Regions from separate parts of the Homo sapiens genome. Here all the other regions are linked to region 3. Evidence: chromatin loops called from intact Hi-C (ENCODE). Cell type or tissue: A673. All regions are shown on one strand.

Region 1 (2,500 bases), 360 kb before region 3:
TCACCCTCGCCACAGAGATTTCTGAAGAGAGTGCAGGAGAGTCAGCATCCTGTTGAATAGGTGCTGCCTATAAACACAGGGGGCCGTCCTGCAGGCTTGGAGGGCCTCCCCTCCATCCCTCCTGGTCCTCATCACCAGGTCCCTCCCCTTAGCTTAGTCCAATTCCTGCCTCTTCCATCCTCCTGGTTCAGTAATTAATTGCTAGAATGCCGGGTGGTGCACAGTGATGAGGAGAGCTGGGCGCAGAGTCAGCACCCAGGACAGCAGTTGCTTGCCCACGTTTATGGTCACAGGGCACTGGGCTCTGGACACGAAGACACACATGCCGATGTCGGCCTTCGAAGAGCAGAGACTGGGGCCCCTGGAAATGGGTCTGGGGCCCGGGAGGTGTGTTCTGGAATGTTCTGTGAGGATCCAGCCCTGCCTATGCCATGTGTGAAAGTGATTGCTTCCTCCTTCAGGCCTTGCTCAGGGCTCCAGCGTGGGCGGCCTTCTGTTCCCGTCCAGCTGAGCTCTCACACAGCCTGCCTGGCTCTGCCCCACCCTCGGACTCGAAGCTGTGAGTCAAGGCCCTTTCTCTTGGGGCCATGGGCACCGTGATGGAGGCGCTTCACCAGCCTGGCACCACAGCATCCCCCATGCACAGCCTGGTGCTAACACAGAGTAAGCCCTCGTCGATATTTGTGATTGGACACAAGGATGACTGAGTGACTATCTGTGATTGGACACAAGGATGAATGAGTGAGTATCTGTGATTGGACACAAGGATGAATGTAAATGAGTGAATAACAAGAGATGGTCGAGGTGATGCCCGATAACGCTCCCAGCTTAGAAACTCAGTGGCTCCTAATCTTGCCAACTTGTGTCCAGGCATCTAAAGCCCAGCCTGGTTTTCCTCACAGGTCAGAGAGATGATTTGAGAGGCTGTAGCAGAGCCACACACTCCAGAATGTGTCCCTTGTATGTGAACTGCTGCACCTGAAATCACACCATTACTCACACAGCTCACCCTAAAAATGCACCGATCTCTGGAAGCAGCATTACTTAGAGCTGAGAGCAGTGTGCATTCTGGGACAAGCAGAGTTTTCTGGGATCAAAACTGAGCGTGGAATGAAGCCAGTTCAAGGTCCAGCCAGACAAAGCTCTCAGTAAACGTCCGTCACAGGGGCCAGACAAAGCTCTCGGCAAACATCCGTCATGGGGTAACCAGCACAGGGAAGTGAGGGGAGTGGACCAGTCCGTTACGGCACAGAGGGTGCTGGCACCTGCGTTTTCACTGGTCATCCTCTGGGCAGGGAGAGAAGCATCCGCTGCTTCCCTACACACTGTCCAGCAGGCGGGGCCCGTGAGCCTCCCCGGCTCAGCTGAGCAGCCTGGGGCTCCCCTCCACCAGGCCAGGAAACCCTCCTTCCACAGGCTGTGGCCTGGTGGGAGGGCCCTGTTGGAGACTGAACTGTGTTGCTGAAGTTCTCATCCCTGGAACCTCAGGCTGAGCTTATTTGGAAATAAGGTCTTCGTAGGTGAAGTAGTTAAGATGCAGTCACACTGGAATCCAGTGGGCCCTAAGCGTGAAACGCCTGGTGTCCTCAGAAGAGGAGAGAGACAGAGGCAGATGCCCTGGGAGGGCCACACTGCAACCACGATGGAGGCAGAGACGAGGGACCCCAAGGATGGCGGCCTCCAGGGGTGGACGGCAGCCTGGATGGACTCTCCCGCAGAGCCCTCCGGAGGAACCCACCCTGCCGACACCTTTTCCCCGAGTTCCAGCCTCCAGAACTGTAAGACAACACCTTTCTGCTGTTTTAAGCCACTGAGTTTGTGTTAACTTTCCCAGCAGCCACGGGAGGCTGACCCCGGGCTGTTTCCTCCCCCGGAATCCCACGGCTCTTCCTAAAGTGTACATTTTTGGCACTGCAGCCACCCAGATGCCTGTGGGAAGTTTCTCCAAGGGCCCTAATTGCACCCTGGGTGTGCCCTGTCCCCTTTGCCATCAGCCTGGGATGCTGCAGACGCCCTTGCTAGAGGCCAGCTGGGCCCTGGCTGGAGGGACCCACTCAGAAGGAAACCCCATTCTCTGCTTTCAGAGCTGGGTCCCTCCCAAGCATCTGGCCCAATCCGTCTTCCCACTTCCCTCCTCCAGTCCCGTTTTAAATAGAATCCATCAGCAATCAGAGCGTGAGGCCATCAGCCCAGCTCAGAAGCACAGCCCGGCTCCACGGACGCCAACGGAGGGTGTCTCCCGCCGGAGTGAACGGCTGCCCGGCTGCTCCAAACAGCTCGGCTCCCCCTATACTGTCCCCCTTCTTAATGGCCATGGGTGTCCCCAGAGCCGAGAAACTGGGGCAAGGAGTTGTCGTGCAGCAGAAAGATGGGTTGCCAGGCTCTGAGGGGCAGAATACGCTTCCCGCGTCTTGAGCAGGTTCTACTGGAGGGCCAGAGCAGGAGGCACGGCAGGAGCTGAGAGGGAGGGTTCGTGTCCAGCGGGCACCACTGCAGCTCA
Region 2 (2,500 bases), 260 kb before region 3:
ACCCTCTTCCTTTTTCTTGTCGAGGATCCAGCCTGAGGGAACCTCCTTCAGCCTCTCTGGCAGGTTGTCCTGCCTCCTGGGTCCCACTGTCAAGAAGAGACGGGTTTGCTTTTGACTCTGACTTCACGCAGCTCATATGGTGCCTTCCACAGCAAGGATTCCTCAGCTCCTCTGGGTCCTTCTCCCCGTCCCCGTGGTCACGGCCACCCTGCCGTCCAGGCAGTTTCCTTAGCAGCTTCCTGGGCCCCCGGCTGTATGAATTCCCTCCAGTGGGCTCTGAAGCCCTTGATCTTTCTTTTCTCAGCATTTATCATGGAGGGTGGAAGTGAACCATCTGCCAACAGTCCTCTGCTCAGGCACAGCACGGGGCCAGGCTGGGCGTGTGATGGTCACGGGCCTGTGTAGTGTCCCTGAATAGGTAGCAAATAAAAGAGTGTTCATTCAAGGTGTGCTGAATGAACGAATACATGAAAAAACGCTTGGGGGTGGGGAGTGAATGGATTTCAAATTCTCAGGCTGCACTTTCCAAATCCGACACAGTCACATTCAGCCGCTTGTCAAGACTGTTTGACAGCCACCCCTTTCCCGCATTCCCGGCCCCCTGAGCAGCCACGGCTGCTGTCACATCTGCCTCTTGATGTTGCTGGGCCTGGAGAGTTACCCATGCACACTGAACATCAAGGTCAGTATTTTTAGACGCAATTCTTTAATTTTTGAAAATGCTCCAAAGAGATTTTAGTGATGGGAACATATTTGACAAATATAAATAAATGTAAGAGCTATAGAAATAAACTTCCCTAAAACCTCTCCGTTCTATTAACCATCTCCTGGAGGCCTGTGCACGTGTTCTGTGGAGAGGATGGGGTACCCCACAGCCCCTGAGGCTTGGGGAGGGAAGCCCTGGGGAGACCAGTGACAGAGTCGATGCAGGAAGTGCCATGTCCCTCCTGGGGCCTAGAGCCTGTACTACGTCATCAGGCTAAGACCTGAGACCGTGCCCTGCCCTGGACTCAGGGTTCCGAGGAGCTGGCAGAGCCCCCAGGGGTGGGGCAGAGCCAGGAGAGCAAGAATCTCCCTGACAGGTGGGAAGCATGTGCCTGTTCACCCCTATGTCCGGCACAATGCTTGGCCCTGCAGGTCAACAGGAAGGTGAGTGCAAGGGCGCTGCCCTCTGTGAGCTCACAAGCCAGAGGTCAAGACCCTCAGACAGTGACATTTTGAGGGGTAACGCTGGGAGGCATTTGCAGAGCCCAGAATTGGGGTTCCCCGTTGGGACCCTGACCCTGGAAGGGGCCTTTGACCTGAGGGCAGAGCTATGAGCAGGTGTGTGGGGCTAGGACAGGAGCCTGCTCCCACAGGGAGACAGCACGCACACATGGCCTGGGCCGGGAGCCTGTGAACCGTCTGGGAGCTGGAAGCGTGGATTCAGAACGCCCAGCCATGGAGATTAGGTGGGGAACAGGGGAGCTACTTAGTGGAGCACGGACCAGGGACACCCAGGAGCCTCAAGTGCTCTGTGCTCCGGGCTTCCTCCAGAGGGCGGTGGGGAGCCACTGATGCATACCCCCTGTAACAGAGCTTGCAGAGGGAGGCTCCTCCTCCTCCCTCCCACCCTGTGGCCTCAGCACCCTCAGAGCATCACCATCTGCCTAGTGGCCGAGGTAAGAAGCCAGGACTGTTCCCAGTGCCTTCCTCTGGGACCCTCCTCTGACACTGTGCCTGCTGGACCTTCCTTTCTTGGCCGACGGCACCCTGGCTGGCATCCCTGCGTCTGTCCTCTCTACGTGGCACTGGCTCACACTCTCGCTCCCTTCACCAAAGCCCCCACCTGCGGCCCTGTCTCTGGCCTTTCCCAAGGCCACAGAGGGATCTGAATCAGTGGGGTCAGACCCAGCCTGGCTTCTCAGCTCCTGGATGGCTTCCCATGCTCTCAGGCTGAGCTCTCAGCTTGGGGGGCTCACTCTCGCCCCAGCCTGACTTTCTCTGTGTGGGCCTTTCTTGTGCTGACTGGCACCCAAATCTCTCTCCAGCTCCTTTATGTTCCCATCGCTGTAGTCCAACACCACCTCCTCCAGGGAGCCCTCCCAGATCCCTCAACCCAAGGTGGACTTTCCCAATAGCCCCTCAGGCCACTCTGCACCCTTCCTGCACAGCTACCATGAGGAACCTAAAACAACAACTTATTCAACGGGCAACAAGTGCTCAGTAAATATTTAAGGAGACAGTGAATGAATGAATATATTTCTACCCCCTCAGCTCTCTGAGTCACACAGTGGACAGTCCATAGGACATGAATAATGTATACATTTTTAATGGAATTAAAGTACACTCCAAGCATTTTTATCCTGAACACTCATGCATACACTTAAATTAAATATTGAAATAACCACATGCACAAAATCTTCTGTGGTCATGGTTCTCATCCTGCATGAATCACTTCTGTCCAGAAGCGGGCATCCCTGTGTAACAGCCTTTGGAGGGCGTGGGAACGGACAGAGTT
Region 3 (2,500 bases):
CACACAGGCACACACGGTCCCAGACACCCAAGGGAGAGGCAATGGCCTCTCCCTGCAGCCCATGTGTCCTCCTGCCCGCCAGGCCCAGGCTGGCCCCAAGAAGGGTCAACGCTGCCACGGTGAGTGTCCTCCCACGGCTTTGTGCCAGGCTGCGGACGGCTGTCTGTGGAGGGCGGGGATGCGGTGCACCCTGGGGTACACAGGGTGTGGCACAGAGGTCACTGTGCTGTGTGGACAGGACAGGGGCCGAAGATGGGCCTGAACATCACTGTTGCAGCCCTAGGTGAAGTGGGCTGAGGGAATGCAGGCCTGGACAGGGACAGGGAGAGACCCCGACCTGGCCATGCCACAGGAGGGTGGAGGGACGCTGGGCTCTGCCAATCCACCCATCTCGGGGGCAGGGGTTAGGACCTGGAGGGACGGAGACAACACCAACTAGGGGCTGTGGGAGATGCGGCTTGGGTGGACGAAGGGCTGTGCGAGACAGCATGAAGCCAAGATGCCCAAGGAAAAGTGGACGGTGTTGGGGGAAACGAGGCCCAGCAGGGTGGAGCTCCCAGCAAAGCACAGGCTGGAGGGGCAGAGCTAGGAGAGGAGACCCCAGAGCCCAGCCCTGCCTCCCGGCCACAGGCAGCACTTCAACCCAATCACCACACTGTGCAGATTCATTGTAGGGAAACCAGAAAATTCTGCTTAGTATAGAAGGAAAAGCAGAACCCCCACCCCCATCACAGGCCCTCAGCGGTGGAGGGGACATTGCTCCAGGCCATCAGCGGTGGAGGGGAACATTGCTACCCAAGTGGAAACAGTAAGCCCATCCTGGGCACAGACAGCACAGTGCCCACCCCGAGCAACCTCCCTGGGCTGTGGCTGCAGAATGACCCGAGGCCCAGGCAGTGCAGCCCAGTCTCACCTCTGCACGCAGCTCCCAAGGGACCCCAAGAAGGCCGGTTCCATAAAACCAGCACAGGTGTAATCCCAGCTACTTAGGAGGCTGAGGCAGGAGAATGGTGTGAACCCGGGAGGCGGAGCTTGCAGTGAGCCGAAATAGCGCCACTGCAGTCCGGCCTGGGCGAAAGACCAAGACTCCGTCTCAAAAAAAAAGCAGCACAGGGCAGGGCAGGGGACCTCATCACGCAGCTGCCCATCCTGGGCTTGCTGAGGCGTTGCAGCAAGGCCTGGTGTCCAGCTCTCATGTCTTCTGCCCCTCGGACAGCAGGGCTCTCGGCACCCAGGTCCCCACTGCAGGAGCCCGGGAGGTGCCTCCAGGCCCTGTTTGCAGAAGACAGCAGGACCTGGGGAGGGCCTGAGAATCCGGGTGAGCCTGCCGGCCAGCCAGCCCCCTGACACCGTTTGCAGCCCAGAGAGCCCCAGCCCAGTGCGATTCTGGAAGCTCCTCACTCCTTGGCCCCTCTGCCCCCTCAGCCAGGGGCTGCAGCCGCTCTCAGCAAATGAACCCCATGGAGCTGGTCCGGCCACTCCGAAGCTGCCAGCTCAGCCAGCGCTGGCCAACAGTGCCCCCTGGTGGCTGCTGCCGCCTCTGCCGCCGGGGTCCCACCCTGGGTCTGGCCTGGGGTGGACACGGGCAGTGGACTCAAGGGATCCCAGGGCCCACCTGCAGGAGCTGAGGAGGCCGGGTCTGCATCCGCATGCCCGTGGGCCCGTCGTGGGCCCGTCGTGGGCCCGTGGCCACCCCTGCATCCTGTGTCCCACCCCAGGGCTGCAGCAGCTTCTCTGAGTCTCAGGCACAGATGGAGTTGGGCCCCAATAGATGGGCCTAGGGAAGGCTTCCTGGAGGAGGTGACGCCCAGCTGAGGCTGTGAGGCATTGATGGTGCTGGACAACCCCAGGTGAGGTGGGGGAGGACCTGGCTGCCTCTGATGGAGGAATCGGGACCTGTCAGTCCAGAGGAGGGCTCAGCACCAGTGGAAAGGGAAGTGGTGGCTGAGAAAGGGGCAGGATCAGAAAGAGGGAGCCCAGGCTCTGAGCTGGACCCTCTTGTTACCACGTGACCTGGCAAGTTGTGTGACCACTCTGGGACTTGATAAGAAGATGCAGAGCCCCCTGGCTCTGCCACAGGGGCTGTGTGAAATACACAGCACCTTCCTGGGGATACTGCCAGGTGTACAGACAGCGCTCAATAAAGAGTGACCCTTGGAGCTGATGGACTTCATTCCTAATGAAGGAGCCACCGTGGTGGAGTTAGCAAGGCATGGGCAGCTTTTGCAGAGCAGCCCTGGTGCCACTGGGAGTGGGTTTTGGGAGGTCACAGGCTTAGCAGATGCAGAGGCCAGGAAGACGGACAAGGCCACGAGGCCTCAGGGGCAGGAGGCACAGGAGGGTCAGAATGAGGCAGCAGGGGCGGCAGGAGGCACAGGAGGGTCAGAATGAGGCAGCAGGGGCGGCAGGAGGCACAGGAGGGTCAGAATGAGGCAGCAGGGGTGGCAGGACCCACAGCCCCTCTGGGGATTAGGCAGGAGGGAGGCGGGGTGATGTCCAG

What was found. A loop is a pair of places that touch in the nucleus more often than their neighbours do. Peaks named below come from ENCODE experiments on the same cell type or tissue, not always from the same donor. Only the 100,000 strongest peaks of a DNase experiment are listed, where the experiment ranks them.
Region 1: it touches region 3 in a loop (4-fold over the local background); 8 of 110 quality-filtered maps call a loop at or near these places.
Region 2: it touches region 3 in a loop (18-fold over the local background); 50 of 110 quality-filtered maps call a loop at or near these places.

Annotation. Positions count from the first base shown.
Region 1 is chr22:48,942,648-48,945,147 of GRCh38, forward strand. No RefSeq gene overlaps it. Among named protein-coding and RNA genes, the nearest start is that of LINC01310, 77 kb to the left of the region's middle. In A673, a CTCF peak has its summit at 1,336; a DNase peak (open chromatin) is centred at 1,374; H3K27ac peaks cover 280 bases.
Region 2 is chr22:49,045,185-49,047,684 of GRCh38, forward strand. It overlaps NHIP (neuronal hypoxia inducible, placenta associated), which reads right to left. Exons shown (of 4, transcript NR_183584.1): 4 at 1-410. Among named protein-coding and RNA genes, the nearest start is that of NHIP, 6.0 kb to the right of the region's middle. In A673, a CTCF peak has its summit at 1,532 (motif pointing right); a DNase peak (open chromatin) is centred at 1,547; H3K27ac peaks cover 1,453 bases.
Region 3 is chr22:49,303,828-49,306,327 of GRCh38, forward strand. No RefSeq gene overlaps it. Among named protein-coding and RNA genes, the nearest start is that of MIR3667, 240 kb to the right of the region's middle. RefSeq lists an enhancer at 452-1,145. In A673, a CTCF peak has its summit at 1,543 (motif pointing left); a DNase peak (open chromatin) is centred at 1,504; H3K27ac peaks cover 1,477 bases.